Regions from separate parts of the Mus musculus genome. Here all the other regions are linked to region 2. Evidence: chromatin loops called from intact Hi-C (ENCODE). Cell type or tissue: left cerebral cortex. All regions are shown on one strand.

Region 1 (8,000 bases), 59 kb after region 2:
GCTCTCTCTGTACTTTCGGAACCAGGGACAGGATTTAAGGCAAAGGGGCCCATTTCTGAGTGCCTGCTGTGCGCTAGGTACTGTGGTCATCACAGCACGTCCACATGAGGTCACTTGTTCTTTACAGTCACTTTATGGAGGCTGGCGTAGTGGGCTCTGTTTGTTCAGGTAAAGAAACAGAATCTTAGAAAGTAAATGGGACCAGGCCTACCTGGGTGGAATTGGCTCTCACAAGGTACAGGTTGACAGAGCTTTCAAGTCCCTACTGTCTTAACCAGCCTTTGTCTCTGATAGAAACTGCTCTGTGACACTCACCCTCTGGCTCAAAAGTTACAGAGCTCTTATGGCCTTGTAACTTCAGGCCAGAGACCACTGAAGGAAGAGGAAAGCCCACAGAAGGTGGTGTGTGTGTGTGTGTGTGTGTGTGCGCGCGCGCGCGCGTGTGTGCTTTGTCTTGTATTCGCCTGGACCACAGACTGCCAGCCCTCTGTATCTGACCCTTCCTTACCTCACCTGGCTTGCCCTCAGGTGCTATGCAAACCTCCACATGAGAACACCTTTTCTTTATGGGAGGGGATGGGTAGTTTGCTCAGTCTTGAATCTAGGGAATTTCTCAGCCTCCTTCAGGAAGCTTGAGGTAGCTCCTTGCAGGCTGAGTGGCACACAGCCCACCCTGGAACACAGCTGACAGGTCCCGGCTGAAGAAAGGAGGCACACTGAGGTCTGGGTCAGGATGACTTCCAGCCAGGACAGTCTCTGCCCTTTTGCCCCTCGCCATTGGTTGCAACCTTTACATTGCCTTAGTCTTTTTTACACAAAAGTGAAGTCCCAAGGGTTGGTTTTGTTTTGTTTTGTTTTGTTTTGTTTTTGAGTGTGGAGAGTGGCTCTGTCTGCAAGATTCCCATGAAATAGGAACGCACTCTTGGTTGTTTCTCTATCAAGGATACCGAGTCAATGAAAGGGTAAGTCGCTTGCCAGGGCCACAGACTAACTGGGAAAGCAAGGACAAGCGCCCCGAGGTGGAGTTCCAGGAGCTGTGCTTCTAGAAGGAGGCCTGACCACTCCCCCAGCCACACCCTGCTGCCCAGGTCTGCATCCTGTCTCCTAGCCATTCTCCTCATAGCAAACCAAGCACCTAGGGAAGAACAAGAGAGCCAGTTTGGATGTGGCTGAGATGTGGGGCCCCACCAGTTTGGTAGAATCCTCACAGATTAGCAAGCAGAGGTTGGGAGGTGGGGGGTGGCTTGCTCTGTGGTGCATGGTGAGCAACAGGCTTGCCCAGTGCTTTGATTCAAGCCCACCTACTTCTTTCCTAGATTTGGTTGTAGAGATGGGGCTGGAAGATACTCGAGGAAAGGCCAGAGGGAACCCTAGTAGCCACCCTTTCCCTCTACTTTGCCTCCAACCCCAAGCCTTGTGAACTGGTACATTTCCAATCTCCCTCCCATGTGTCACCATTAAAAAAAAAAAAAGAGGGGCTGGTGAGATGGCTCAGTGGGTAAGAGCACCCGACTGCTCTTCCAAAGGTCAGGAGTTCAAATCCCAGCAACCACATGGTGGCTCACAACCATCCGTAACAAGATCTGACGTCCTCTTCTGGAGTGTCTGAAGACAGCTACAGTGTACTTACATATAATAAATAAATAAATCTTTAAAAAAAAAAAAAAAAAAAAAAAAAAAAAAAAAAAGAAAGAAAGAAGAAAAACTTAGGAGGGGCAGGGCGGGGCAAGCCATTGACTTAAATGTTTAAATTAGCCTCACTTTGCTGAAAGCTGGGTGTCAGGATAAATCCTTTCCCACAGCGTCATCTATCTTTTCCTGAGTGGGAAGTTGGTGAATAAATGAATGTTCTTCATATATTATTATGGCTGACACAGCCAAGGCCAGGAGAGGCAGCCTGCAGTGATTAACGAGCAGATCTGGGGCTAACAAGCTGCAGATTGGACTCCTCATCAGGCCTGGAACCTGGGGTGCATGCTACGGTGAGGGGTGAGGGGCCGCACCCCAGAATCAGGGAGATCCAGCGATCTCTGTATTGGCCTGGATTGGGCAATAAGACCTGGGCCACTCCTCTCCACTCTGCTCTGCCTCAGCGTAGCCACTGCCTATGGCTGCTGCTCTCCGTACCTGTCTCCACAACTATCTGCAATCCTCTGAGACCTGAGGAAACACAACTCAGGGTCCATGGAGGGAACAGAACTTTGCATTCAGAAACAAACATAAACAAAACCAACAGGTCACAAGACCTTTATACCTCTCACCTGGCATTGGGACGCCAAAGACATCTGACCAGGTCTTCACGCTACCCACTGAGCACTAAGGGAATGGAAGGCTGAGGAAGAAGCACCATCCCTGTGTGGACTGCAGGGACCCAGCCTCTGCCCATGCAAACTGGCTTTCCTTTCTTATCATTCCTTCTCATATCTCACAGGTTGCGGAGTTGGGTGTCTGTATGCATAGGGGAACCTGCACAGGAAGGATGGTGGCTGAACCCAGGGGCATGTGATGAATGTGGCCAAGTGTGCAGCACACATGAGGGCATGTGGCAATAGTGTCCAGTGGCACACACACACACACACACACAGAGCAGTATGCAGTACCCTCCAGGGAGGTAGTAGAGGGGACTGTCCCTTAGAGCACCCTGTCCTCATTAGGTGGTACCTTTGTGGTTATCTTTCAAGTTAACATGTTCTGATGGGGCTCTTATAAGAGACCAATATGCAGAATTAACTGAAAGCCACACTAGTGCTCTGAAGGAGGGAAATGACCAGACACCTCAACAGCTAGGAGCACTGATTGTCCAGCTCCAGCTTGGCCTTCCTTGGTACATGGTATGAGAATGTTTGTTACCTTGTGTTCAGAGATGTGCCTGTGGTTCTTGTGTGGCAGTATATGCCGTGTAAATCTGGTTGATGAGTGTGACCACGAGTGAGTCCCAGTATACTTTGTTGTAAATATATGTGTGTGAGAATTTATGTGGAGTGGAGAATGTATGTTCACTCCCTGTGGTCTGTGGCCAAGTCTGCAAGTGTGACTGTTGTTGTGAGTTCTCTGGGCCTGAGGAGAACATGGGTTCTAAATCTGTGAGGCATCACCCACACATGTAGACTTATTTGGAGGTAGCTGGGTTGACTGGGGCAGGGTCTCTCCTGACTTTTGCTTGTTCCTATTACCAATGCCAGGCCCAGGTCCTCCTAATGAGCCTTGGCTTATCCACATTGTCTCTATAGGATAGGGGAGAGACTTGGTTGAAACTCTGATGGAGAGACCCAATCCTTAACAAGGCCTCAGAGGTGGGGGAGGACACTGAAGTAGTTAAAGGATAAACCACACCAGGGCTCCCAGAGAAGTTTTCTGGAGGAGGGGCTAATGGAGCCATGGAGGATGGCAGGGACTCAAACTTGGCAGAGAGGAAGAAAGGCAACCTCCTAGGTGGAGGAACAGCAAGGCATCTTGAGGGAGGGACTGGGGTGACCCATAAGGTCCTGGAGCAGAGAGAGGCTAAAGAGGTGACGGCAGAGCATTCAAGGCACATCAGAGGCTCAGGAGATGTCGGAGGAATGAAACCAGTCAGGGAAAGGTCCGTGTGGCCCCCAGGAGGGAGTGAGGTGGGAGGTGTATCTGGGCATCACCAGTGACTACACCTCCGCCAGCTCAGCCACAGCAGTGTGAGCAGCTCCAGGGTCACTGCTTGGACATGACTGAAGTTGTTTCACCTGTGGATAGAGAAACAGGCTCAGGGGTAGTCACCTGCTCGAGGTGACAACACAAAGCATCCTACCGGGACTGGATTCCAGGGTGGACTTCAAAGCCTGTGGCTCTTCCTCTCTGTGTCTCAGTTTCCCTATTGGCACCATGAAGGCCCAGAACAGACGATCTTGGATTTGTCTACAGTTTATAAGTTTGGGAGCCTTCTTTAAACCTTAGAGTTCCCTCTTATACATGAGAGTCTAAGCCTGGCCTTTGGAAGGAACGCCCTCACCAGGCCCCTGAGTCTTTTCCTCTTCCACAGGTGTGGGGTCTGGCCAGAGTTGGACTTTAGGAGTAGGACTAAGAGCCTGTTGTCTGTGAGAAGCGTCTCCAGGCTCCTGGAGGGGGCAGGGTGGGGACTGCCTGAGTCTATTTGTTCCTAGAAGGGAAATACTTGCCTCTAGGGAGAATTTGTAACTACCTATGTGGCCTGGTCCTTTATTGGTCCAAAGGGCAGAGGGAAAAGCTGTATCTTCCTATGTGCAGCCATGACAGGTTTGAAGGACCTGCCACTCAAGTGCCACAACTACCTCTGGGCTGGAGGGCTGGAGGCCCCATTTTACAAGTGAAGCTGAGTTTCATGGAAGTGTATGACTTTCCCAAGTGGGTCTGAGGTCAGGGCTATGGTAGGCAGACTATGCCCTCCCGACGAGTCTCAGAATGTCCTGGAAAGGGCACAGAGAGGATGTCCTGACTTCTGAGGAAACAGCCAAAGGCAGGGTATGGGGGACGTGGGGCAGAAAGCACACTCCAGACTCAGCACAGCCTCTCTCCAAGGTCTCTGAACACAAGCCCCTGCTGAGACTGCCACCTGCTGTCTACCCACATAGTCAGCTGTGCTGCTCTGGGTAGAGTATCCTGTCTCCCTGTCCCAGAGAGGCGGGCATGCCTAATGAATTAATTAATGTTGGTGAAGTACTTGGAGATCCCAGGCTGAAAGGTGCTCAGTACATGCAAATCAGAATGATTGTTATTACCCATAATTATGGAGTTTCTGCTGGAGAAATTATTCAGAAGAGGACGGTGTCTGGGCCAGCAGAGGGCCTGCCAAGATCTGTTCTGCAGTGGTGGAGGAACCAAGCAACCAACCAATCAAATCACTTTTTCCTTCCTTCCTTCCTTCCTTCCTTCCTTCCTTCCTTCCTTCCTTCCTTCCTTCCTTCCTCCCTCCCTCCCTCCCTCCCTCCCTTCCTTCTTTTCTTCCTTCTCTCCTCCCTTGACCCCTCGCTCCCCACACCCTCCCTCCATCTCTGCCTTATTCTCTCTCCTTGTTCCCTCTTTCCCCTCCCTTCTTTCCCTCCCTGGTCTCCTCCCACCCCTCCCTCTCCTACTGCCTCTCCTAGCTCTGGGCCTGTTGCCCACTTTTCCCACCACACATGCCTTCTTTGTCTCTCATAGAGACAGGCACCTGGCACCATTAGAAGGAAAGATTGGACAGTAGCCCTTTGGATGATGGAGGGAGAAGGATGTGGGAGTGGGAGTTCACTTTCTCCTCCGTTAAGTGGATCTTTGAGGGGTGTCCTGTGCCTTTTTGGGTGTGAGACACAAGTGTGGCAAAGCCCGAATCTGGGTTGGCAAGCTTAATGTTGCAAGGCTGGGCCATATGATGTTTACATAAACATTGTGCGTGTGTGTTTGTGTATGCACACATGGTGTGTGTGTGTTTCCAGCCCCTCCCCACATCAGGCAGTGTTCTCAGTACAGCTTGGGGTCTTTGGCTGGATTGTTGATTCTTTATGATTGAGGCAGAAGCTTTCCCAGCAGTCTAAGTGATAACCCCCATGCTAACAGTCCCTTGTGGTACCCACAAATAACAATCCAGTCAGATCCTCACTCTCGGTGGTAGTCTTCCCTCACCCCCAATTCCTCTGCTGCTATCCTTGGTGCCCATCCTCCAGAGAGGGAATGCGTTCAGCACCACGGACAGCGCCCAGCTCACCTGCTCCCTCAAACTCCTTTCAGCCAACAGCCTCAGAGGTCAGTTTGACCCTGGCTCTACTTGCTCAGATGTGGACACACCAGAGCCAGGAGAGTGCCAGAGACATCTGAGCACACACAGAAACTCAGCTTTAGGTCTGAACTCCATATACTCTGGCTTCCGAATCCCTACTGTAATGGGGGAGCTTTAAAGGGACTTTTAAATGTCAGCAGACACAGAGAGCACAATACCTACTGTGTTTCCATCTCTGTGGCAAGCTTGGGGTGGAGACATCACATTTCTGTTCTCTCCTGCACATGAGACCCACAAAATAATGTCTCACCCGCCACTTCTGGTGGGGTGCTGGGCACAGTCCACCAACTGGGGGCTTGATTCTGCCGTACCTGTGAGGCCGAACAGGATCTTGCAGGGTGGAGCAATTCAGGACAGCTCCCAGGAGGAGGTGAGTGACACCTAGGACTGCAGAAAAGAAGGAGGAAGCTGCATGGGTGGGAGTGAGAGGCCCTTGGTGGGCAGAAGGCAGACAACAACTATGAGTTGGAAGGTAGGTAGTGTCCTTGCAAAGGGGCCATACAGACCACCAGGACATGGGCACCATGGGCTGTTTCATTCAACTTCAAGGGTAGTCTGGCCTGATGCCACCCCCTCCTTAGCTGGGGCTAGCTGATTTCATCTGGAACTGACAATAGGCCGTGGTCATCTGACAGGGCCTTTGTGCCTTATCACCCTGCCTGTAATTGTTCCGTCCAGCACACGCTCCTTTTTCTCCTTCAGCATTTGTCAGAAAGATGGAGCAGGGTCCCAGTGCCCTGTGGGAAGGCTGGGCCAGAGAAGGCCTCTTGCTGCCCATCTATTTGCGTTGCTTTTGCCAGCCTCCTGAGTCGCTTTGCTGGACACCATGGGGCTGTGTTTGCCTTTGGATAATGAAATAATGTCCTCAGTGAGGAAGGGCTGGGGCTCCTGCTATTAGCTCAGCCACCTCCTTTAGGACAAAAGTCTTCATACTGGGCTTCTGGAGATGGCAGAGAGGTGGGAAGTCAGCAGGGTGGGCAGCCTGCTGTGGGAGTAACAGGAGAAAGATGGAAGCTGAGACAGCCAGGGCCAGTGATTTCCCAGGGACACATAGATCTGTGCTCTATCTTCTGATCTCCTCCCTGCAGGCTTTGTGACCCTGGCCAGGGAATAGCTGACCTCTCTGGATGACATGACAGAGCTGGGTACTCTGCACACTCAGAGTGTGCTGGTAGTTTGATGGTTACTTCTGAAGACCAGACCTTTACCTTGGCATTGTCTTGTGTGCATTGCCATCTGACTATATTCCCCCAACCCCTAGGAAGGTGATTTTCTTCCCTCACCTCTGCCAGGGCCTAGGATGCTGTGTGGCAGGTTAGATGGAATGGCTGTATTCAAATAATAATACATTGGAAGTGACCCTTCCCAGGTTTGGGGCTTGACCTTCCTGCAGCCCATGGGGAGAGTCTGAAGATCACGCTAAGTCATCAGAGCACAAGAAGCTGATGGAGAAGCCGAGGTGCCGGCGACTCGAAATCCTCCCTATCCAACTTCAAGGCTTTTTGTTGCCCTTACAGGGTGTCCCCACCATCACGGGCCTTGTCTCTTTTCCCTGTGTGTGATTTTACAGCACTCCATGTCCTCTCACATTCGATGCTACCCTGCAGGGGTCCTAACTGGTGATGGTGAAGGAGGCCACTGATCTTGAGCTTCGTATCCGTGCAAAGTTCCATTCAAGTGCTAACTCCATAACGCCAACTAGACAAGGGAAGGCTCTCCAGGGTCACTCAGAGACATAGTATATCATGCAGAGAGTGTATCCAGTTTAGGACAGGTCAATCTAGCATCCCTGATGACATGCCCACTCTAGTCCCTTCCCTAAACATAGAGCAAGAAGGGACATGGTCAGGCCAGATACTCACAGGCCTTAAGACTCCACCCCAGCATGTACCTTCTGGGATTTCCCTGACCTGTCTGGCCTCCTTCCACTTGGCTCTTGAATGGAAGTGACCCTTCCCAGGTTTGGGGCTTGACCTTCCTGCAGCCCCAAACTTCTTGAATGGTCCCATATCTGATTCTCTGCTTTCTATAGAGTGGGATTCTTAAGGGAAGAGAAGGGGAATCCTGCAAGCCAAAGTATTCCTATCATTTACCAAACCTTGGCATGTAGTAGATGCTCAACTAGTACTGGCTTAATGGAGGGATGAGCGGCATTGTGGGGATTAAATAATATTAAGCACTTGGCCCTCAACCAAGTATTTATCGAGTGACAAAACATCTTTGGGCAGAATAAAAGGGG
Region 2 (8,000 bases):
TCCAGAGTACCAGTTGCCAGTTAGAAAGTGGTACAATAAAGGCAGCCAGTATTAGGCAGGCTTCTTGAAGCTGGCTCTGGGGAGTAGCACATAGAAGGTTCATTGGGACACAGGGTAGGGTGAGGGGAGCATAGGGCAGAGAGTGTGACTATGACGTCACCACACAGGCCGTCTGTTGGGCCATGTCACTGAAGAGCTGTCCTGAGTTGAGCATAAGGCTCAGGTCTCTAGCTGCCGAATGGCCAGTCCTTGGCTGTAGCTACCACTGTGGGGCAAGGTCCTAAGACCTGAGGCTTTCTCTGCCCAGGGAGAGGCAGTCATCTGTAGTCTGACCTCACCTCTCCCATCAGCAAGGGGGTAAACCCTTTATCTGAGGGACCTTTTGAGCAGGGCCCTGGGGTGTCCCTGCACTCTTGGTGTAAGGGACTCTGCAATAAGGCCTCGAAGCTGAGTGGGGTTAATTGGCAGTCAACAAAAGCTGTCCTGCTGTAAGGGTCTAGGGATTCCCCTTTGGACCCTCCCGCAGACACTTCTGAGTCTGCCCACTGTCCTCATAGGTCCCATATGTCTCCTTCTCCCTCGCTAGGCCTTCCCAGCAGCCTCTTCTTCATGCGCTCTGTTTCATCCCTGCAGAATGCCATAGATGATAGGCACAAATTTGGATCTAGCCACGTGCTTCCCATGATTAAAATATCCCTTCCTAGTGACCAGGCCCTGACCCTTGACCTGACACCCCAATACTCAAAGTAAAGGAACCATTTATTCATTGCTAATGTCAGAGCACTGTGGTTACTTCCTATTATTTTCATTTCTTTCCTTCAGCTCTCTTCCCTTCTTCTTTGTTTCTTCCTTCCATCCCTTCCTCCTCTCCCTCCTCCTTTCTTCTTCTCCTCCTTCTCCTTCTTTTTTGCTGCTGCTGCTTCTTCTTCTTCTTCTTCTTCTTCTTCCTCTTCCTCCTCCTCCTCCTCCTCCTCTTCCTCCTCCTCCTCTTCTTCCTCCCCCTCTTCCTCCTCTTCTTTCTTTACATTCTTGAGTTAAGAGAGCTTCCATGTGGTCAGGTCATGTTCTATGAACCACCGAAGCATGCCAGGCCTGACATGGCAGATACCAAGAGTTCAGTGTAGTCCTGGCTGATAGCATTCCTTCTCTCAGGCCATTTTCTATTCCATTAAGAAAACACTACTGCTGAGCCAGGCCCACATTGATCAGACCTAGAACTAGGGCTGACTAAAGAGTGCTTAGCCATCTTCTCCGTTTTCCTTAGAGACAGGCTCTTCAGGCCTGGGATATGTTACTTCCTGTTCTCCCCACTCTCCTGACATATGACCCTCTCCAGAACTTGGGATATGGTCTTCCTACTCATGGCCATAACTGTCCACGTGTCTCTTTGCCCATGGCCCATGAGTCCCTTGAGGACAGGCCTATGGGACTGGCAGAGAACTCATCCTTAGCAAGTAGTGACTGAATGGGAGATCTGTTCCTGAGGTGCCTGCGACAAGCCCCCAACGCCTCCTTCTCCAGCCAGCGACCTACCAAACTGCAATTTCAACTCTACTGTTGAGTTGTGGACAGGGCTCCTTTTCTGCCTAGCTTCTGACACCCACGACCCTATAGCCCTATGGCCATGGGGCCACACTTTCCTAGGTCTCTGTTGTATGTCTGTGCTACATGTCTCCTTCCCTGGGCAGCAGGCAGCCTTCTTGGGCTTTGAGCAGAGCAGAGCCCCTCCCCAAGGCCTGGGTGGGTGTGATTAGCATGGGAGAAACAGGTGTGCCAGAGCCGTCTCTGCAAGACCTCCATGACCTCAAGGTCACCTGCAGGGTCATCTCCACATCCTTAGGAAGAGAGATCAGTTACCCTCTGACCAGGGACTGCAGAGCTGTTGTGGAAAGCAAAGCAGCGCACGCAGGCTAGCACATCTGAGATGGAGCAGACCGCGTTCTAGACCCGCTCGGTGGCACTGTGGCAGATTCTCCTTCTGCACGGCTCCCAGGCTGGTCAGCAAGGATTCCCAGGCTCTGAGGTTGTCTGACAAGGAAGAAACCATGAGAGCATAGGAAGATGCCTCTCAGGGAAGAAAACTGATGGAATGTCCCATCTGGGAAGAGTGGAGGAGGGATGGGGAGCACGAGCCAATGGCAGGCTTGGGAAGGCCCTGAAACTCTGGTGGAGCATTTTGCTTGTCTTTTCCTTTTCCTTCTTGTGGTAGGCTATGGCCCAAGATGGAGGAGACATAATGCTTACTTATCTGAGGCAGGGAGGGCTAAGTGCTGCCTAGGTAGACTTGGGAGAAGCCAAGCTCTCCTGGTCCCTTGAATTGTCAGCTCAGCTACAAAGCCCAAGTTTCTGAATATGCCTTGCCTTGTGCCAGGCCCTGGGCCTCAAGAAAAGTGGTTGCTGACTGCAGGGAGCAGAGTTGTGGTATCAAAAACAGTTGGAAAGCGGGCTCATCCTCCCTTGCTTTGAACTTCCAGGGTCGCTCAGAGCCTCAAGGCTGAAAAGCCAACTCCCAACACAGCCCACTAGAACCTATTGCCTTGGCCTCACATTACAGGTAGCTCCATCTCCAATTCCATTTCCTTGCTATGCTCTGGTCACATGGCTTCTCTCTTTGTCTTCTCACCACAGGGCCTTTGCATATGCTGCGCTCTCTCTGGGGTGGGGGTCCACAACTTCTATGAGTTAATGTCTATTCAACCCTTTGGTTCTAGGTCAAACACTAAGACTAGATGTCTCTCCCGATTTGCCAAACCATGTGAGCTTCCCCTGCCCCAGTCCTCCACTTAATGCTTAGCTTTTCAGATCTATTTTTTTCCTGGATGATGGTTTACATCCCTTTCTTTCCACACTAGGGTTGCTGGATATGTCCTCAATACATGTTCCCAGAAAGAATGGTAAATACAGGCTCTCAGTTCGAATCTTGCTGAGCTTTGTTCTTTTCTTCACCCTGGGACTAGAGTCAGGATTTGAAGTGATAGGAGACTCCTGTGCATCGTGTGTTAAGCATAGATTAAAACGGGAGTGATGGAAGAGGTTGCTGAGGGACAGAAGGGCTTTTGGTGGTGGGGACAGATAAGTGGGTAAAGACTTGGGGATGGGAAAGTGCCATGCATTTATAAACACAGGGTAGACAGCCTAGCTTGCTGTGATATTTCTCTGAACCCTCTGAACTTCACCATTTTCTTTGACCCAGGAAACAGAGGCTTGTGGAGTGCTTGAGTGCGGAGAGCAGAAGCCGCCCGAAGGAAGTGAAGTATTGGGTGACTGCGCATTGTTGACGTAGGTTGAGCCATGTCAAAAACCTTAATGTTTCAGCCTGGTGGAAGTAGCAAAGTCTCCCCTGGGTGAGGCTCAGAGGGCTGGCAAAGCCTTCCTCCTGGTCCAAGGGACAACAAGTGTCCAGTGTATACAAAAGCAGCAATTGCTGCTCCACGTCCTGGATGATTACAGCCCAAGACTGCTCACCTGCAGAGACCTTCGACGGTGACCAGCTAAGTCCTGGCTCTGCATTGTGCATAGTGAACTCTTCTGCTCACTGTGGTAATGTGTGCGTCAGAGCACGCACACACCCCATTTGTCCTTAGCTTTCCTGTGTCCACCTACCTGTGGGTCTGTTCTTTTTTCATTCCCTTGCTGCCGGTAGTCAGGGTTCCAGACCCAATCTTCATGGGTCGTAGCAGGTGGTAACTATTCGCTCCTTCCTGGGATTGATTGCCTGTAGGTGTTGCCAGCCCAGGCTGGCCCTTGCTTGACGACTGTGTCAGAAACACAGCCACGTTGTCCTTTACTGGAGGTGGGTGGAAGCAGTGATTGGACCTTGGTAAGACACCCACAGAACTCCTGGAGGGAGGGGCAGGACTAGACTTGGATATACCAAGGAAGAATAACAGAACTAGACTTAGGTGCCTAGTTCCTGATGGGCCACCTTGTTCCCGCATTTCAGGGGGAAGTAAAAGCTAGAGAAAGTGTGTTAGATGTGGGGATTGCATTGCAAAGCAGGAAGCAATGATTCCTAAGCTTATACATAAACGTCTGTGGTTTCCAGGACAGGAGAAGTAGGATAAATGGATGGGGACACAAGCTGTTTCTCTGCTTGGATTGCAGGGCCCCTGGGAAATGGCTGTTTGTCTCTGTTTGCTTCCCTTGGGCCACCTGGATGCCCTGGGTGACTCCTCAGGAGGTGTGTGGAGCCAGAGCCAGCAGTCATGAGCTCATCTCCCTGGGGGCTCTGGGAAGTCTGATGGGAAGGAAGAGGAAAAGGGGCCAGAGAAGGAGAAAATGGAGACAGGAAGGGACTTTAGGAGGGGCCACAGAGCCAGGCTTAGAGACAGGAAAGGAAAAAGACAGAGGGCAAATGCCACTGTGGTCTGATTTACTCTTACTCTTCTGTGTTATTTCCCTTAGGTCCCCATCCCCCACCCCCATTTGGAACTCGATTCATAGATCAGGCTGGCCTCAAACTCAAGAGTTTCTCCTGCCTCTGCCTACTGAATGCTGGGATTAAAGGGGCGTTGCTACTACCTGGGCTGGGGCAGGGGGAAAGGGGGTTGGAGGGATGGGCAACTTCATGATAATGAACTTGAGAGTATCCAGGTCGCATCCTGGCAGAGCCCAGTCTGGGCTTCTCCCACTTCCAGCTCCTGTCAGCAGGGGGAGGCTGTGCTTCATTAGGCTGCAGAAATGGGACCAGAGGCTGGAGAGAGCTTAAGCAAGAGAAGCGCCTTCCTGCAAAGGCAGTTTAAGGTGGGAGGTGAGAACCGGACTCCTACCTAGATCGAGCAAAGCTGTCTTGCTGCTGCCCCAGAATTGAAACTCAATACAAAGTTTCTCAATAACACACACAGCATTCCTTATTTCCCACTTCCTGGTCTTCCCTTAGGTTTCTTTCTGAACGAGATTTCTATTCCTCCCCGTCTGGTCTCCCTTTTCGCCTGGCCACCTCCAGCTCACGCTCTGATGGATTCACCACCACCTCCTCCAGGAAGCTGCCTGGGCTCTCCTGCCACCCCAACAGTTCTATTATACCACCTGCTTCCTCGTTTTCTGTTTGATGGAAGTGTCTGATACTACTGCACCTAGCACAAGTTGGGGGCAACAAATTAGATGCCTAGGGACCAGCTGGGTGAAATCAACAATACTCTGCAGAATTGGGCTGCAGGAGCCATGAACAGGAAAGTCCAGGGAGATGCTGTTTTGTAGAGTGCTGTAGCGTAGTAGATTCCGGTTCTGCTCACTTTTGCCTTTCCCCTGTTTGGATGAGATGGGAGAAGAGTCAGAACAAGAGACAGGGCAACCAGGACCTGAAGAGGCTGGACTCCAGCACCCCGATGTCCTCAGAGCAGCTAACATATCAGAGCTAGACAAGGCGCTAGAGATGATGGAAGCCCATGTCTTTCTTAGGTAAACTGAGGCTCAAAGAAGTGTAAGCATCTGCCCAAGGTCACATAGACGGGGAGTCCACCTTGGGCCAGGAGCCCTGCCCTTCCTGCTTAACAGGTGTCTTCAGCTGGGATGGGTTAATGTCGGGACAACTATCTTCCAAATTCTTCCTCCCAGGGCCCCATAGTCCTGGAAATCCAGCCTACACTCTCCCCAGATCCCTGTTGGCCCTCAGGCTTAGAGCAACAATCGCTGAGCGCCCCCTGGATGGTGTGATCTGGGCCGTTCTCCTTCTCCTTGACTCACCTCCAGCCCCGGAGGACTGGAGCCCCGCGGATCCGGCCCCAACTGCACCACAGCCCGGGCTTGCTCGTGCTCTGCGAGGCCGCTCTCCTCGGAGCCCCGGGTGGGGCAGGTAGAGCCGTGTGCACTATGCCTTTAAGTCCCGGCGAGATGAGCGCTGTGAGTCGCAGCCGAGGCTAGCGCGGGACGTCGCCATCAGCCTAGCTCAGGCCAAGAGCAGAGGGACAGCGGGGACCCTCGCCGCCCACTGTGCGCCCGTAGCCTGGGCTCAGCGAGCGGCGGGCGGCGCTCGGTGTGATGCGGAAAATGTGAGAGGCAGTGCAGGGCAGTGGGGAGGTGGGCGCGGAAAAGGGCGGCGGCAAGGCAGAAGGAAAGGCAGCGGGAGAGGCCGGAGACTGGTCGGGGACAGGTGGAAGACAAGAGCAGCGACCGAAAGAATCAAGAGCACACGGCTGTGGGCGGGAGTGCGGGGGAAGCCGCAGGAGTGGGGTAGCTGGGCCCGGGGCTGGGGTTGTTAGCGCGGCCACGACGGGGCAGGGCACAGCGGAGGAGCGGGAACGCCCGCCGGGTGTCCTCTGGGAGCAGCGGGGAACGTGAGGCGCGGTCGGCCCAGGAAGGGTCTCGCGGAGAGGTCGTTGTGGCAGCGGGGAACCTTGATGAGCTCCCCAGGAGGGCGAGAACCCAAAGTGCAGAGTCGGGTGTGTAGCGGCGGGGGTGTGTGCGCGCCCGGGTGTGCGCGAGTGTGAGCGCACGGGCGGGTGGGAGCGCGCGTTAGGGATTCTGCTGGCATCGCAGCGTGGAGAGCAGGAGGCAGGAGCCGGGCGCGCAGGGGAGCGCGGGGGCTCTGCCGCGCACACGTCGTGCGCGCTCTCTTGTGCACATACACTCTTTTGCACACACACACACACACACACACACACACACACACACACACACACACACGCCTTTTCTGCTTCGTTGGTTGCTGCTGCCACCATCTCGGAGCTGAGCCCTGCGGAGCGAGAACCCAAGCTGGAGCTGGGATCGGAGGCGAGCCCAGCCTGGTGATGCCGGCCCAGAGCAGAGCCCCGCGCGGACGACTAGCTCTGATGGTAAGTGTGGCTGGGTCTGGATGCTGCGGCTGGGCTGGGGCCGCAGGGGTGCAGGCGGGGAGCTAGGGTGTCAGCCCGCCGGCAGCGCCGCGTGCGCAGCCTCTGATTGGGCTGGAACCTCGGGGGCAGCCGTGGGGGTGGGGTGTCGAGTGCGCGTCCGTGACGGGCGTGCACGCTCAGCACCCCCCTCAGCGTGACCGCGCTCCCCTCCTGCTGCGCAGCTCTACCAAACCCTCACCTGGCTCGGAAATCATCCAGGCTTGGAGCAACTTTGCGGGGAATTACCGGGCGTGGTGGGCCTGGAGGCGGTGGGGGTGGAGGTGCTTTAATGGTACAACTTTGGCTTTTCTTTCAAGAGGAGAAAACAAGAGGGAGAGTCGGGTGGGGGCTCTGTTGGGCCCCTGAGGGGTCGAAGGTTGCCTCTCTGACACTGCATCAGGTCAACCATGGGATCTCTGGGACGCCTATCAAGCCCAGCAGTACCCCTGGAGTTGTCCCCATACAGGATTCCTGTGACCCTGCCAGGGTCAGGCGGGACCGCGTACTGACAGCTCCACAAGGGCCAAGAGATGTCTTTGCAACTACCATGAAGGTGCGGGAGTGGGAAGGGTGCAGATGTGTGACCGTGAGTGTGTCCCTGGGTGCATCCTGCTTGGTGGACTGGCTGCTGGAAGAAAGGAACTACCTGACAATGGAAACAACTGTGTTTGAGTTGTGCTACTTGGAGGACTAGATGCCCAGCACTCAAGAGGCTGGGGATTGATGGGAGGGGCATAACCAGGCCCACTAGCCGGGCATATCCATCCCACCTTTTGGCCATTGATGTCAAGCCTGTCTCACTCGGTGTATCCCCTTTCCGGTGAGTCTCTGCTGGGCCTGTACTGGCTGCTTCAGGAAACATTCCAGAGTTCCCTTGCTAAGTCTTTATCTCCAGCACAGGCTCTTCCTCCTCAAGGAAGCAACTTTTGGCTGCTGATTGATCTTGAATCCTTCCAGTTCTCTTCTGTACAGATGAAGCCCATATACACTTTCCCCTGGCATTCAAAGTACAAACCTTTGGGCGTTGAAGCCTTGATCTTAGCTTGGATGTTACTTGGAGGGGCCAGCCAGTATCTAGCTGGATTTTCTAGGAAGGCAACCTCTACTTGTGACAAGCTTTCAGGTGTAACACTTCCTTCCACCTCTATTATCTCCCTGGAGTCTGTCAGACACCTCAGGAGAAGGCAG
Region 3 (8,000 bases), 72 kb after region 2:
CATGGGGTTCAGAGAATGAGCTGGCAGCAAGGAACTCCTTATGGGGGGAGTGCCAGGGCTGGCCACACTTAACACCAAGACAGTTCCTTGTTCTCTGGTGACCAACTTTACTCCAATCTCTGCCAAAGTCTAAACCTTCAAGTCCTCATCTCTTTCAACAGCATGTCATCCTTTGGAATTAGTTTTCCTCGACTATGCTGTGACCTCGTCATAGCTGGTGGGCTAAATACAAGTTTGGAATTTGCAGGGTTTCTGGCTGGGAGCCATGTGGCCTCTCTGTCCTGCTTGGCTACTGTGGTTAGCAGTTTTATGTTCACACAGGCCTAGGTTCTGTTCTATGCCCACCATGAGCTAACATGGCTCTTCGGGACGTTCTTCTGACTCGGATCTCAGTTTATTCCTCTGTAAAGGGGGCTGTAGCTGCCTATCTCAGAGAGGCTCCGGGAGGGCAGGGAGCCCCTCCCCCCACAGCACTCTGTAAGGCTTACTGTCTGCCTCTTTGCACATCGGCTGTAGAAGGCTGTTGTGGGCAGGGCTGGGTCTGCTCCCAGTTCAGAGGCTTCTAAAAGTATGTCCAGCCCCCTCATGCTTGCAGCACCTTTGGCCTCTCCGGGCTGGCATGGGGGCTTCAGCAAGGTTGGCTAGCTGGAGCAAACCTTCTCCTTGGACCAGTCAGTCACCCCTGTACCACAGCCCCTTCTGCCTGATTTAGGGCCCAAACCTCTCCCTGTCTCTGCCTCACCAGCCAGCTTCCTTCCTCTGAACCCAGGGCTCCTTGGAGCCCCTATGGCCTCTGATTCTGCTGAGGTCTTGGTAAATTTTTCAGGTCTGCATGGAGGCCCAAGTGCCTGCTTCTGGAAGCAGAGTAGCCTGAGCTTCCTGTACCTTCGGGCCTCCCTGATGCCTGTCCCCAGGAGGCTGCACCGGGAAGCTGGGGTGGGAAGGTACTTGCCTTCAGACTGCAAGGTCAGACTGGTTTCTTCCTGCCAGCAGGAGGCCCTAGGGAGAGAACAGGCCAGACCTTCCTGGGTGGCCAGACCTGCTGCTGCTTGTGGGGTTGCAGGGAATGTCTTGGAAGGAGATTTGGGTTATTTTTTTCCCTAGGCCCACATCCCTTTGCTTTTCCTGTATTTTTGATCTGAGGGGGCCAAAGATCAAGCTGGTCCAAGGGCAGAGAATTGGAAACCTGAGATATCCTTGGAGCTAAGGGCTACCAAGCAAGCATGGAGCTGTGTCTTGAAAGGTGCACAGGGTTTAACGAGGTCTACACAGAGAGCACGTGGGCCTTGGGTGCTAAGTAGATTGTGGATCTGGTCTCTTTCTGCTGGCCGAGAACACCAGATGAGGGACCCCATTTAGTAGCATGCTCCCCATAACATCCTTGCTCCTTTCCGGCCTGGTAGTCTCATTGTCCTTTGGCTCTCACTAGAAGGACACTTTCTACGGAAGGCCTTCCTTGATCGCTGCCATACCCTGGGGGCTCCCTGGCCTTTCCCGTAAAGCTCTTTCCAATATGTTCTCTACCTGTATGACCACTGACAGATGATTGCCTCTGTCACCAGGCTTTATAAGGTTCTTTAGGTCAGGAGACTCAGGGTTTGGTGGTCTCAGCCTCCAGCCTAGTGCTTGGCACAGAGTAGATGCTCACTAAACAGCTATGTGAAACTGAGTAGGACACCAAGCAAAAAGAGGTAGGACTGAGAGCTGCCCAGTGAGGTGTGCACGGTGCCCGGGTGCAGTGAGCCAGGCTCCTTTGTGTCATTAGGCAGCTCTTTAAAGAGCTGTTTGCAGGAACAAAAGCCACACAGCTGCCAGAACCCCAGTGGGTGGTTGGCCTGCTGAAGAGCAATGGACTGAGCCAACTTGTCACACACACACCCCAGGCAGGCTGGTGACCCTGGGGAGTGGAGCCAGCCATGAGCTGGGGGCTGTGGGAAGCAGGACCATTGGTGGGCCCAGTCCTGACCTCACCAAAATTATGTTTCAAACCTGCAAGAGAAAGGGGATATTTTTAACCTTGTTCCATGAAGGCATCCCAGGGGAGCAGGGAGGGAAAGGAGGCAGAAGCCAGGTTGGGGGAGGGGCCTAGAGCAGGGCTGGGGGCTTTCAGAGAGCCCCTGAGAACAGTGTTTCCCCCTTTGTCCCCAACCCTGTTAAATTTTTTAAAAGCTCCAAACAGCAAGAGGGACAGTGGAGTTCATTATATCGAGTTATCTCCTCCGTTTCAGGCGAAGATCAATCTTATGAGTCTTGCAGCTCCAAGGGGGAAGGGAAGAGAAGGAAAATGGGAGGCGAAGGAAAAAAACTCCCTGGACCAATTTCCGCTGGCTAACACGATTACCCGGCTGCCTGGCAGCAGCGCCAGCTGTTGGCAGGCATGCTGGCCCCCTGCCAGCCTCTCTCAGCTGCTGGCTGCCCCAGGGCTCCCTCCCGAGTGGGGTGGGTTGGCAGGTGTGAAAGCCCCACGTGCCCCTTGGTTGGGGCTGCTGAGCGTGGCATCCCAGAGATGCTGCAAGCCCCACTGGTACCTGTCAGTCCCCCACTGTCACAGAACAGCCTGTGCTCGGGGTCCTGCCCTGATGAGGGTGCCTTCCTGCTTCCCACGGGAGACTTTTCCTTCAGAGAGTTAAGTCGCTGATAGCTGGCTCCACTAATTTATTTATTCACTCAACAAACAAGTTTCTGAGGATTCACTTGGCAGCACACAGTTCACACAGAAGTTCAGAGGCGAACAAGGTATCTGTGGTCTGCATTGAGAAAGAGACAGACAAGGGACAGGGACACACATACCCAAGCAGGGCAAGGACAGGTGCAATATAAATGCTGTGAAGGTGTGAAGGTGAGTGGTTAGTATGCCCAGGCACTATACTTGCGGGCTGAGGGGAGGGAGGAGCTTTGCACCAGGAGTAAGATGTCTACAGCCTGAGGCTAGCCCACCTAACAATGGCCAGAGGCCACAGTGATTGGAAGGGGGTTCTGAGAGTGGGGCAAGCCCTGAAGGCGTTATGATGGGTTGCTGATACAGGCAGCCGCAGCATGTCCTGAGTCTGCCGTGGGCTTTGAATTGTTGTCCATAAGAGTTGCCCAATTCCAGCAGGGTGAGAGCAGAGTGGGACAGAGTGGGAGCTGAGTCCTCAGGGACTGGATGTGTTTTAGGAACAATGTCAGTGGCTGGTGATGGTTTGGGTGTGGGTGTGGGGTAAAGAGGAGTCAAGATGGAGGGAGATGTACTTTAGGGTTAAAAATGAAGTTCTGTGTTGGACGGGGCTTCTAGGAGGGCAATGACAAATCGGCTTCTAGTTCTGTAGCTGTGCTCAGGAGACCGGGGCTAGCACGAGGGAGCCAGAGGCAACTGTGTCAAAATCCCAGACCCGAGAAAACCAACCAAGGAGTGAGGGGTCAGGAGAGGGAAGAGGGCCTGTGAACACTGACCTCTGATGTTTGGAGTGAGAGTGACCAGAGGAGAGTAGTCCTGGGAGGCCAGAGATAAGTGTCTACATGTGGGAGAAGCCATCAGCTCATCGGATACCGTCCAAATCTTGCGGACCAGGGCATAGAGCATGACCATTGGTCTGACCAAACGGCTTTCTGAACATCTGTTATGATCATCTTGTGGAGTGGAGGGGATCGGAGCCTGGCTCCCGAGAGCGCTTCGATATACTAGTCAGGACGGCACTGAAGACAGAAAGAGCTGAGAGCTGAGCATCTTTTCCCTCCCTCCCTCCCTCCCTCCCTCCCTCCCTCCCTCCCTCCCTCCCTTCCTCCCTCCCTCTTTTCCTCCAGCTAACACTTCCTGCCATGATACTGTGCTAGACTGGACCTTGGGCTTAATCTCTCTGATTCTTAGGCTTTTGATTTTTTTTTTTCTTTCTGCAAAAAGGAGATGTCACCTCAGATGCCACTAGATCTCAGTGACTAAGACTCTCCCTGTGTAGCCAGGGCTGTTCTGGAACTCACTGTATAGACCAGGCTGGCCTTGAACTCACAGAGATCTACCTGCCTCTTCCTCCCAAGTGCTGGGATTAAAGACGTGAACCTGGCTGGAACTAATCTTGAGTAAAAGCTGTCATGGGGAATTAAATAACATGTCAGCCAAAATACGTGTTTGGAGGGCATTTGGCAACAATTAGAAAAATCTGGAGTGGGTATATGCTTTGACCTACTCTTAGGGAATGTGCCTAATGAAGTGCATTACACAAGGAAGCAGAATTCCCACCACCCAGTAGGTAATGTTTGAAACAGAGTTGGAACCCTCCAGGCAAACTTCTTTGGGGCTCCTAGTCATCTGGAGAGGGTGTGCCCCCTTGTGGAGGAGCACAGTATAGCTCGTATGGCACTTCCAGGCTCCAGACTCTGGGTGCTCTCTAACTAGGAGCCCTTGGGCAGCTCACCATTCAACACCCCGGTATCCTCAAGAGCAGTGGTTCTCAATCTTCTTAATGCTGCAACCCTTTAATACAGTTCCTTATGTTGCAGTGACTCTCAACCATAAAATTACTTTCATTGCTACTTCATAACTGTAATTTTGCTACTGTTAAGAATCATAATGTAAATATCTGATATTCACATGTCTGGTATGCAACCTCCAAAGGGCTTGCAGTGTACAGGTTGAGAACCCACTGCTCCAGAGAATGATGGGCTGAGTGTCCCCATGTCAATGAGGACCAGTGGGGTTAACACATGGCTCTCTTGGCCTGCCATCTGGTGTACACGTAGGCACTCAGTGAGCACAAGCAACAGTTGGTACTCTGTGAGGACATTTGTGGAAGAACACAGGATCCGGTGCACCCTGTGTAGACCCTGCATATGCACCTCTCTACAGGTTCACGTGGACCCCAGAGGGCACTCAGTACCTCTGAGAAGTGGCCTGGAACAGGAATTTGTCTATTGTACTTAAATAATAAAACAATACTATGCAGTGATAGAAATTTAGATTTTTGTTGTTGTTGTTTGAAGCAGGATTTCTTTCTCTGTGTAGCTTTGGATGTCTTGGAACTCACTCTGTAGACCAGGCTGGCCTCGAACTCAGATCTGCCTGTCTCTGCCTCCTGAGTGCTGGGATTAAAGGTGTGCATCACCTGTGTTTGGAAATTTAAATTTTTACCTCCTCTTGGAAGTCTTCTAGGACTGCACCAGCCCAGAGCTCTCAACTGTCAAATCTGTGTTTGGAAAGCAACCCCATCTCACCCCCATGGCTGCTATGAGCGTGTGTGTGTGTGTGTGTGTGTGTGTGTGTGTGTGTGTGCACCCTCAGGCTATGAACTTCTTGAGATCAGACTATATATTTTGCAGGTTAGATAAAGGTTCAAATCCAAAAGTTTTCAAAATAGGACCCTGAATGGCAGTACCATTTCCCAGGGGGTCCTGCTTGAAATGCAGTCTCAAGCCCACCCAGGACCCATTGCTCAGAAACTGAGGGTGGCAGTAAGCTGTGTTTGCCCCCTGGTGATGGATGTACCTGCTGGTAACTACTGATTGAGGGATAAAGGGCCATCCCAGAGTCACAGGGTGAGCCAGTGACATAGGTGAATTGGGCTGGGTCAGGGTACCAGGCATATGTGGGTCTTGATTCTCCATTCTTCTCAGTTCTCCTGGGCCCTGCTGGACCATGGCCCACATCTGGCCTTGCAAGTGACTGTGAGGCCCAGCCCTTTGTGTCCAGCCACCAGACAACTGTTCTTGCTCCTGTGTATAGTCAGGGTGGGGTATTAGGGTACAGTGGGATGCGGTGGTCTGCTTCACATATCTCAGAGCACATGCGGAGCCTGGGCTGGCCAAAGCAAGCCCTAGATCTCAGTCACCAGCTGCTCTGACCTGACTCTGGTTTCACTCTGTGAAACAGGCTGGGCATCTTTGGGCAGCCTCTCCTGCCCCTGGGGCAGAGGAAGTCTAGACTGAGCAGAGGCTTGGATGAGGCTGACTACAGGACACGTCTGTCTGGATGTCTGCTCACCTCCTCCCTGCTGTTTCTCTGCAGGAGTCCTGCTGGCGAGCTGTGAGCCTGGAGTGAGGCCCCAGAGAGGTGAGCAGTGTGGTTCCTTTCCTTCTTCCATCTCCTGGAGGCTGCCTTTGCTTCTGCAGCCGTGTGGGTCTGCTAAGGGTTTCCTGAATTAATGGACAAGGCTTAGGGATCAGCATGGGGGCAAGAAGGTGTCTCATAGTCTACTAAGGCCAAGGTTATGGGCATTCAGGGCCCTTCGGAGCAGTCAGGGCACCAGCCAGTAGTGAGGCTTACCTACGCATTTCAGGAGAGCAAAGCTGTGGGCCCCTAGGTGAGGTAAATCAGGTGAGGAAGTTGGGGCTGGGGGTTACTTGGTAAGTCAGACACTGGGTTTCTAGGGTGTCTTGTGCTGAGATCACCCTGAGGACCCCGTTCTTCCCATGAGCACTGCTGGCCTGGGGTGAGGCACAGCCTCCAGATTCAGGGCAGACACTTTGCGGGGGGCCTCTGTCCTGATGCCCAAGACACTCCTGCAGACTTGGGGATTTTAATTTCCTATCATCGCCTGAATGTGGCTGCTGAGTCAGCTTCACCTCCACAAACTAAACCAGCAGGAGAGACTATGGAGTATGGCACTGGTGCAGTGAGCCTCCCCCGAGCCTGGCAGGGGGGTGAGTGAGGTCATGAGCTGAGGGTCAGGTTCACTCCTCTCTGTGTGGTACCCTTTCCTTCATTTTCTGATAGGTCAAAGGGCGCTTCTGAAAATTAATCCTTCTGGACATTACTTTGTGTAGAGAAGACGGTGCACACAGTTGGTGCTCAATAAACGGTAAAGCGCACACACCAGGTGCTAAGCAACAGAGGTGTGAGAAGAGAGGGAGGACCTGAGGGTCAGGGGAAGCTCAGCACTCCATAGCTGAGCCCTCTGCCAGGGCCTATTGCTCCAGAGCAGAGAGTTGCCCTGTAGCAACATCCCAGGCTGCCTACCTGGAGGAGGGGCAGTAATTGCTCCTGATTTGCATGCTCAATCACCTCTTTTTAAGTCTTCAAGAAACCTTTCCAGACTTTAATTAGCTCGTTCGTCTTAGCAACAGCAGTCTTGGGAAGGAGCAGTTTGTTCCCTTCTTAGAGCTGGGGGAGCCAAGACTGGGAAGGGATGGAACCCAGTAGTGAAATAGACTGTGGTCTGGGTCCCCACTCCTAGACCCATGGTGTGTGTGGGAGTTGGACTATCACATCCTAAAGAAAGTGTGTGGGACCAGGAGGCCACAGTCAGCCAGCACTTCTGACCTTCATGGATGTGACCTGCTCGTCTCTCCTCTGCGTTTGGACCCTGCCAGACATCCAGCTGCAGCGTGCCTCCTCAGATAGGCCATCTTGCAATCACTGCCTTTGGTGTCCCTTCCTAGGGTGGCAGCACAGCCTCAGCCCTGCTTAGCTGGGTGTGAGCTCAAGCTATCGGCACTCGTCCCAGGTGGGGCTGATGGTGGTCACTATGGGGAGGAATAGAAATGGGCAGGGTGGTGATCTGGGGAGCCCGCAGATGTGTGGGATTCAGAAGTGTGGATGTTGTGTGGGTCCAGGGAGCAGGGGAGAGATGGCCTCAAGTCTACAGGGCTGTCAGCATTGCTGGATATGCTTCTGAGCAATTAGTGGGCCGGCCCTGGGAGACCTCTACGATAGAGAAGACTGCCTGTTGGACAGCGCCCAAGTGAGCATGTGTGTGAGCATGTGTGTGAGCATGGGCTGAGGAAGGCCTGGGAAGAGGTGCTGAGAAAATCCAGGAGTGCTCCCATTAGCATCAGCTAGGGCAGTGGAGAAGGGTGGGGCATGTGGGGGCATGGCTTCCTTTGCAGTCAAGGCTGGGCATGAGTTGTACCAGCCTTGGACAGTGCTCTGCCTTGAGCAAAGCCATACAGATTCCACAGGTGGACACCTGTCTGTGGGAACCAGTGTTTGGTATAGGCAGCTGAGGCCAGGAGGCTTAGAGAAAGGGCGTTTGGCAGGTGGGGTTGCTGGCACTCCTGACCGTATCCTTGCTGCATGGCTCTTCTGGCCC
Region 4 (8,000 bases), 140 kb after region 2:
GCTGGGCATCTGTGCTAGGCTGCCCACAGCCTCTCCCAGCCACCAGCTTTCAAGGTCAAGCTGCCTGGATATCCAGTAACTGATCCAAGAGGCTTCCATTAGAAATCTCCCAGCCACAGCCAGCTTTTTCCATTGGCCCGGCACTCCACGCTACAGCCTACCCTGTCTAGCCTACCCATTACTCAGCATCAGGACCCTAGAGCCTCTGAACAGAGACAGGGGTGGCACCATTCTGAACTGACCCCCAACCTATCAACTGCTGTGTTCCGTGTGACAAACTCCTTCTCCTCTCTGAACCTCTGTGTCCACACCTAGGATGGTGTCTGGTCATATGATTTTGATATCAAAGTGACAAGGGGAAGGGACAGAGTGGCCACTCTGATGGGGGCCTCCGAGGAGCCCTGCCTGGGGGCCCTCAGGTGGGAAAGGTCTATGCTGGGACTCTTGCTTGTCTCAACAAGTTCAAGCACATATTTCAGAAAAGGTATCGTTAAGGCATTTGAACCAGAATCTTAAGAAGGAGTCTCCTTGACCTGAGACCTGGGCCAGGCTGGCCTCCAGAGTGAGGGAGAGGGAGAGGGGAGGGAAAGGAGGGTGAAGCATGAACAGCTCTGAGAAGTGATGCTTCTCCTCTGCACATCTGACCACAGCAAGCCCATACGCATGCCTGGCAATCTCAACTGTCCTCTCAGGGATCCACCAGGCCCGGCAGACTCTAGTCCCTGCCCTGCCCCGTGCTCAAGCCTACATCCTTGAGGAATCTCTTCTGTCCTCTGTCTGTGTGTTCATGGTCACATGTGATCCCATGACATCAACCCAACCTAGAGTAGCTACTAAAGAGACCCATGTCCCAGGGTGCTGAGCTCTGTGATAAAGCCCACTGATGGTCGCAGGGAAGTAAGGCCCAGCTGGGTGTCTCTCCAGGCCCTGCTGCCAGCCCATCTGTCTTCTTCCTCAGGGGCCCCAGTCTATCTACATGATCTTGTTCTGCCAGGGAGCGTGCCTGTGTTTCTGGCCAGCACTGAGTCCCCTTTGCCTGATGGACCTGAGTGAAGAGCAAATTCATGCTCAGCTGGTGTTGGTTGAGTGAACCGACTCTTTGGGCCTCAGTTTCTGGAGCTGTACATTGAGAGAGAACTCCACAAGTGCTGGGCCCCAGCTGCAGCAGGTGAGAGGGAGGCTCCACCCATCTCGGAGTGAAGATGGAGAGTATCAGAGGGAGGGACACCAGGGTGAGCCCAGCTGAGGTATGGGCTGTAGAGCAGAGCAGGGCCTTCCCCTTAAGACCTTCTACCATGGCCTGGGCCATTTGTGTGCTAGAGCAGAGGTGACCAGAGTGAGGTGTGACTCCTAAGGCCCTTTCCCTTCCACCCCCAGGAAGCAGATGGGCCAAGCTTGGGCGGGCGGTAGATACAGGCCTGGCATTTGTGTATGTGTGTGGTTTTTTAAAAAATCTGACACATTTTTGTCACGTCTTGGTTCATCAGAACAGTGAAGGAGGCGGGAGTGTGAAGAATGTTTTAACTCGCAACTTTGTAAGAGTTCCAGGTTCTCCCGGGCTCCTCCCCCTCCATCAGCCTCCCCTCCCCATGGAGCCTCCAAGCCCATCTGTTCCACAGTCCCTGCTCCCTGCCCCCATCTACCCATCCATCCCTCCTTCAGCAGAGACATAATGGGAGGACTGTGAGAAGGGCTAGGCAGGGAGACAACAGCTTTTGCTTTGTAGTCCTGCTAGACCTGGACTTGCTGTGTGATCTTGTGTCGCTTCTACACACTGTGCCCCATTTATGTGTTCCTGACGGGTCTGGCCCACCACCTGTGGGTTCTCTGGCTCTGACATGCATATAAATGTCTGCTGGAAGGGTTAGAAACAAGAAAGCTAAAAGTAAAACCCACATAGAAAGATCGGGGTTCATAGCCTCCAGAGAGCATGGGTGCAATGGGAGGAAATTGATCAGTCTTTGCTCCTCCTCTTCCTCCTCCCACCTCTTCCCCATCACCATCATCATCACCTGCCGCGCTCACCCAAGAGATGGCCCAGGGCTAGCTGATGTCTGAGGTCAAGTGGGGAGGAGATGGGAAGTACTGGGAACCCAAGTACTACTTACGTTCTACTTGGTACCAAAGGGCCCCAGCAAAGGATGCAGGATGGGTGCTGAGCCATAGAAGACTTGCTCTTTAACCACCAGCCCTGCAGCCCCCAACCCTGGCACCAGCTTCCACTACATTAATCATGGAAATGCCAGCTGGCCTGGAAAAGCAGGGTTATCTACAAGGCAGGCTGGCAGGCACTGCCCTGGTAGGCATGAGAAGTTTGTGAATAGGGAGGGGCGGTGCCCTAGGGCAGCTCAGCCAAGGCCTGGGCTGCTTCTTCATTCCATGGCTTAGAGATCAGGGCTCTGGCCCCCTCACCGTTGCTTGGCAGGGAGGCCTTGGTGCCATTGCCAAGGACAAGAAAACCAGCACCTAGCTCCCCTTCTGTTCCCCATGCCCTTCCATACCTCGCAGGGAACTCCCAAGCCCAGCGTTTATATCATACAGCAAGGGCAGAGGAGCAGGAGGCAGATAAGGCCCATCTCAGAAAGCACCAGATCACTGCTGCCCACAGACAGCTCCTGTGTATCCTGCTGGCCCCTCCACGGGCTGCCAAAGGACAGCCGAGAAATCCAACATGCCCCTTATGGCAGCCCCAGCCAGACCCGGGGCCGGCTGAGTCAATGCGCCCTGCTCGAATCTCGCCATATGGGCGCTGGGCGTCTGCAGGGGGTGGAGCTGGAGTTGCCATGAGAACCCGCACATTGGCATTTCCTCTTTTGGGAGACTGAACTACGTTCTGCAGGCAGTGTAGGCTTCTGAATCCCAATTCTCTGTGTTTTTAGGAAGGGAAAAAGGGCAGGGGAAGGGGGTGGAAGAAGGCGAAGAGAGAGTGTGGCGGAGTCGGGCTGACAGCTCCAAGGGGCAGCTGGCTGTCTGGGACTGTCGAGGATGGACCAGGGGCTACTCTTCCCCTGGACTCAGCCCAGGGACAAAGCTGGGTCTAGGATCCCTTTCGATCACTAGTTCTGGCCTTGAGTAACTTTTTTTCCTTAAATCATATGGCCTTGTCCCTTACCTGTACCTGTACTCTCTCCTTTCTGCTCTCAGTTGCTCAGGGCAGTGGAAATGGCATAGGGAACATCTAAAAGCAGAACATGCAGGCCTTGCTGTAGAAACCTTAGTTCCCACAGTGGGCTAACAGCACCAACCAGGAGGCTCTCCATACACCTAGGGAGAGGCCTGAGCAGAGTTCATTCTACCATTGTGCCTTAACATAATAGTTCAGGACACATCTCTGACAACAGGTGAGTTAGAGATATGGGCCCAATCCTGGAAGGATGTGACTAAGGTGACTAAGTCCTGGGGAGGAACTACTTGGGCAAGGGGAAGAGTCAGGTGACCAACAGGTTGGAAACTTGCTGTAGAGGAGAATGCTAGCTCTGACCCATCGCACTACCCCAGACATGAGGCAGGTCATGAAACACTGCTGCTCTGTCTCTTGGGGCCAGGTAGGAGCCCAGGAAATGAAAGGGGGCCCAAGGGAGGGACATCTGGCTTTCTTCCCATGAAGCTGTGGGGTAGAGAGGTAGGGCAATGAGCCACCACAGCCCCTGGTCCTGCCTCCAGTAACAGCAGAGCCTGGATGTGGAGTCCTACTGGGTTCTAAAACCTCTACTTAGTTCCTGAGATAACCAAAGGGAATGGCAGTATTTGGCCCCTAAAAGGACTGAGGCTCAGAAAAGATTTATAACTTATCAAGGTCACCTTACTAGAGGGAGTCCCGCTTCCAGGGTGTCCAATCTCTGACCTCTGACCTCTGACCTTCAGGCCTCCCTCACCATCTCCAGCAAGCCACCATGAAGGCTGCAGGGCACAGTGCTTAGCAAAGAGTAGAGGAGGAGGAGGAAAGGCAGTCCCTGTCCTCACTGCCTAGGGACGCTGACCATATCCTGCATGGGGCAGCTGTGAGAGCCCAGCTTGGAAGGGGCCCTTTCCTGGCCTCATATGGATTGGGAATGAGTCCTGCCTTTACTGAGTACCCGCTCTGGCTCCCACTGCATGTTGTTAAACCTTCCTTAGCCTCCATGTCTTCATCTGGAAAGGGGTGGGGGACCACAATGACATTGTGTCAGTCAAACTAGCTGACTAAACCCCTAAGAGTTCCCACAACACCAGCTCCTTCCTCAGCCTGTTATATGGACTAGTTCCTTGTCACTCAGGACTCCCCGGCTGACGGCTATAGCCACCATTTTAACACGTACAGCCACAGTTGCCATGGCAGCAGGGAGAAGCATGGCTAGTTTGTCTTGTGACTCATGTAACTTCCACTGAAGTTCCATTGTTCAAAACATGTCACGGGCCACGTGTACCTCCGAAGGGGACAAGAAGTACAACCCTTAACCACATGCTTAAAGGGAAAAAAAAAATCACCAGAGACCTGGTAAACATCCCCCTTCCTGATGGCCTCAGGCACCTGCCACACAGGGATGCTATGAGCATTGAGTCAGCTAAAGCGAACACACAGAATGTACCTAATGAATAGGAGCGCCTCTCCCCTGGGCCCCCAAATCTAAGGGGACCCACCTCCCTTCTCTCTCCTGGCCACGTCCCTCAGATGAATTACCAGCGCTGACAATCCCTATCACAGAGATAAAGACCTTTAGCTTTGGAATGGAGACAGATGGAAACTTCCCCAGGGTATGGTATGAAGGCAGCTGGGGCAGAGAGAACAGACAGGTGCTTCACTCGGCTGAGTCCCTTTTCCAGCCCAGAGCCTCTTTTAACAAATGAAAAAAAAAAAAAAAAAGCCCAGCAGATCTTGGTAATACCTTAACTCTATTAAGGACTTCATAAGACCCAGATCAAATTACAGCTCCTGCAATCGAATGGTAAATCCGATTCCATTCAACAACTGTTCCATTCAACACCACAAGGGCCTAGGGGGTCTGGGTATCCCACTTGGCTGGGGACCTGCCTCTCAATTCACAAAAAAAGGTGCCACTCTCCCTGGCATGGGTGTGCTCTAGAGTTTAAGATCACTGAGTAAGTCCTGGTGTGTAGGGGAGAGTGTGACCTTGGGCAACTCCTTCTCTTTAGGTCTCTGTCTCTCTCAATTCAAAGACTGGCCCAGTCCCCATCCCCATGTCTGACCTTGTGTTCTGAGGGCACTTCTCTTCAAACTGAGGAGACCACGGTGGGAGGAAAGGCCTTACTCCTCTTCCCTCCTTTTGACCTTTCCCCACAAGCCAGGCCCTGTATGCTAGACCCCACTCTGCCCTGCAGGCACAGTCGTGGAAGGACAGAAGGCTGAGGATCTGTGGCAGATGAGAGGCAGACATCACCCAGAGGATATGTTGACATGGGGGAAATGATTTACTTGTTCTACATACACACACACACACACACACACACACACACACACACACACACACACCACACCACACACCACGTGTCTCCTCCAGCCGCAGCCACAGGCAATAGATGGTGGGTTTGTTTGAGAAGACGGAATAGCTGTCAGCCACTGTCTTTCGGTATAGTTCTGGAAGCCCAGAGAGGCTCCTGAGTCTCTGGGGATGCTAGAATGAGACCCCCTTCTACCTAATGAGTTCCTCTCAGCAGCAGAAGTACTAACTCCTTCTGGCACTTTGCGTTGATGAAGCACTTTGTGTCTGCTTTCCTATTTGATCCCCACAGTGGCCCTGAGAGGGATGCTTCTGTCCCATAATTCAGTCCTTAATTCAGAGAAGGCAAAAGGTATGCCTGAAGTCAATGAGTCACACCCTACTCTCATGCTGGTTGACTCCCTGGTCTATCTGTGCCTGCCTTTCAGGAGTCACGTGAGCCTCCCTCTGGGATCTGGCATGAAGGAGAAATGGATTCTGGCTTTCCCGCTCTGGCTTTCCCTGACTTCTCCAGAATCTAAGAAGTGTCCTGAGGCATCTCTTGCTCTACCTCAGCCCAGAATCCCTGAGGATCCATCCAGAAATCCAACGACTTCAAGACCTAAAAACATCAGGCCCCTCTCCCTGGACACAGACTTGACAGAAGTGGCCAGTTCATCAGGTAAAAGGGCTCAGCATGGCACTGGCCAGACTGGAACCACCTCTTCTTTCACTTGGGGGAGTTCTGCTGATCGAGCAACCTGAAGCTTGGGTGTGGTTGCTCATTATTTGAAACTGTTTGCCTAGAGTGATTTCAAGACTCTTGAGTGAGAGATGGCTCAAGCATCAGGGTTCTTGCCTGTTAATGCCAACTGTCTTAGTCAGGGTTTCTATATTCGGCTTACATTTCCACATTGCTGTTCATCACTGAAAGAAGTCAGGACTGGAACTCAGGCAGGTCAGGAAGCAGGAGCTGATGCAGAGGCCGTGGAGGGATGTTCCTTACTGGCTTGCTTCCTCTGGCTTGCTCAGCCTACTCTCTTATAGAACCCAAGACTACCAGCCCAGGGATGGTCCCACCCACAAGGAGCCTTTCCCCCTTGATCACTAATTGAGAAAATGCCTTACAGTTGGATCTCATGGAGGCATTTCCTCAACTGAAGCTCCTTTCTCTGTGATAACTCCAGCTGTGTCAAGTTGGCACAAAACTAGCCAGTACACCAACCATGAACGAAAGTAATTCTGAGTCAAGATGGTGCCAGCACCAACCACTGCTTCATACACATTTGAGGTCTCATAATTTGACCTTCAGAAAGAGCTGGGCCATGTTTTCTAGTTCTGGCTTGCTCATAGTTCTGGGCACGGCCCAGGCCATGCAACCATCAGACCCCGTTAGCCTCTCAGCAACTCCAGCACCTGCCATTTTTAGATCAGTTGGGTTTCATTAGCTTGTTTAGCTCTCTCAATACCAGCCTGCAAATTAGCAGAGGGAAGGTGTTAACTGGCTCCTAGGCTCCCATGCGGCTTTCTGAGCACTGCTCATTCAGCTTCTGTCATTCAGTCACTCACACAGAGCACGCTGATTGAGTGTCACGCCCTGGGATGCACAAGTGCCAGGGGCAGAGCTTGCAGTCACATTTCTATAAACAGAGCGTTCACTCTTCTTCCCGTCTGTTCCATAAATGTGGCCTCTGTTGGGGTGGGGAGATAGCTCTATGGCTGAAATTTTTGCCATGTGAGGGTGAGGGAAAGAGTCCAGGTCCTCAGAAACCATGAGAAGGCCATAATCCCTGCCCAGGATGCAGAAGGCTTAGTTGGACTCAGAGCAAGCTAGATAACCAGACATATGGGCAACCTCTGGATTCAACTGAGAGACTCTTTGCCTCAAATAAGACAGAGAGAAATCAAGGAAGACCGTGGACATCAACCTCAGGCCCCCATCTGTACACATACGTGCATGCACTTGCACACGCAAAAGGAACATTGCTTTTGTGTATGAATGTACATGCGTGGGTGAATCCACCATAGCTGTCTATTCACTGAAGGTATTCTTTCTCTGTGCTTCTCTATGTCTGATCCAGACCTCTGAAGCCACCTTTGCGGCTAAATACACTAGATCCAGCCCAGGAAACACTGGCTCAGCACAGGCTCAGGGGTGGCTGAGGACAGCCAGCAGAATCAAACCTGTACACTCCAGCCTGCCCATCACCTCCCCTCCCTCATTCTCATCCCATCCTCTATGCCGTCCACACATGGCCTCTCTCCTATGACAACCCTTCAGACTACTTTTACTGTCTCCTCATCCTGAGACTACCTCATCTTTGACCTGGCCTCTCCCTAGACAACTTCTGTCTGTCCTTTTCTCACCCTTCAACTGACTTCCAGAACAGGAGGGAACTGGAATTCAGGACAAGGATTTTGCCCGGACTGGATCCAGATCTGGCCTCTGAGCTCCAGTAGGATGACTCACTGCTCAGCCCTGACAGAACCTGCAGGGTCCAGGTTGCCCCCTGCTGGATGCCCAGAGTTGCCATGGCGACCCTCTGCCAGTCTTCCCAGCATGGAGACAATCAAAAAATAACA

The links. A loop is a pair of places that touch in the nucleus more often than their neighbours do. Peaks named below come from ENCODE experiments on the same cell type or tissue, not always from the same donor. Only the 100,000 strongest peaks of a DNase experiment are listed, where the experiment ranks them.
Region 1: it touches region 2 in a loop (4-fold over the local background); 15 of 42 quality-filtered maps call a loop at or near these places.
Region 3: a loop joins it to region 2, with 4 times the contacts of the local background. A loop is called at or near these places in 15 of 42 quality-filtered maps.
Region 4: it touches region 2 in a loop (2.9-fold over the local background); 3 of 42 quality-filtered maps call a loop at or near these places.

What each region holds. Positions count from the first base shown.
Region 1 is chr9:56,736,129-56,744,128 of GRCm38, reverse strand. It overlaps a transcript of Lingo1 not described here. Among named protein-coding and RNA genes, the nearest start is that of Gm31586, 57 kb to the left of the region's middle. In left cerebral cortex, a CTCF peak has its summit at 4,580 (motif pointing left); DNase peaks (open chromatin) are centred at 1,829, 4,662 and 5,149.
Region 2 is chr9:56,794,763-56,802,762 of GRCm38, reverse strand. It overlaps Gm31586 (a long non-coding RNA gene), which reads right to left and starts at 5,845. Exons shown (of 2, transcript XR_379478.3): 1 at 5,686-5,845; 2 at 4,356-5,247. It also overlaps a transcript of Lingo1 not described here. In left cerebral cortex, CTCF peaks have their summits at 4,657 (motif pointing right), 5,677 and 7,995 (motif pointing right); DNase peaks (open chromatin) are centred at 6,433, 6,892, 7,340, 7,545 and 3 more places; H3K4me3 peaks cover 3,030 bases; H3K27ac peaks cover 3,205 bases.
Region 3 is chr9:56,722,323-56,730,322 of GRCm38, reverse strand. It overlaps a transcript of Lingo1 not described here. Among named protein-coding and RNA genes, the nearest start is that of Gm31586, 71 kb to the left of the region's middle. In left cerebral cortex, CTCF peaks have their summits at 975 (motif pointing right) and 4,302 (motif pointing left); DNase peaks (open chromatin) are centred at 6,084, 6,610, 6,946, 7,788 and 4 more places; H3K27ac peaks cover 3,960 bases.
Region 4 is chr9:56,651,699-56,659,698 of GRCm38, reverse strand. All of the region lies in intron 1 of Gm31642 (a long non-coding RNA gene), which reads right to left. It also overlaps a transcript of Lingo1 not described here. Among named protein-coding and RNA genes, the nearest start is that of Gm31642, 4.8 kb to the right of the region's middle. In left cerebral cortex, a CTCF peak has its summit at 7,933 (motif pointing left); DNase peaks (open chromatin) are centred at 2,304, 2,786, 4,304, 5,702 and 1 more place; H3K27ac peaks cover 7,178 bases.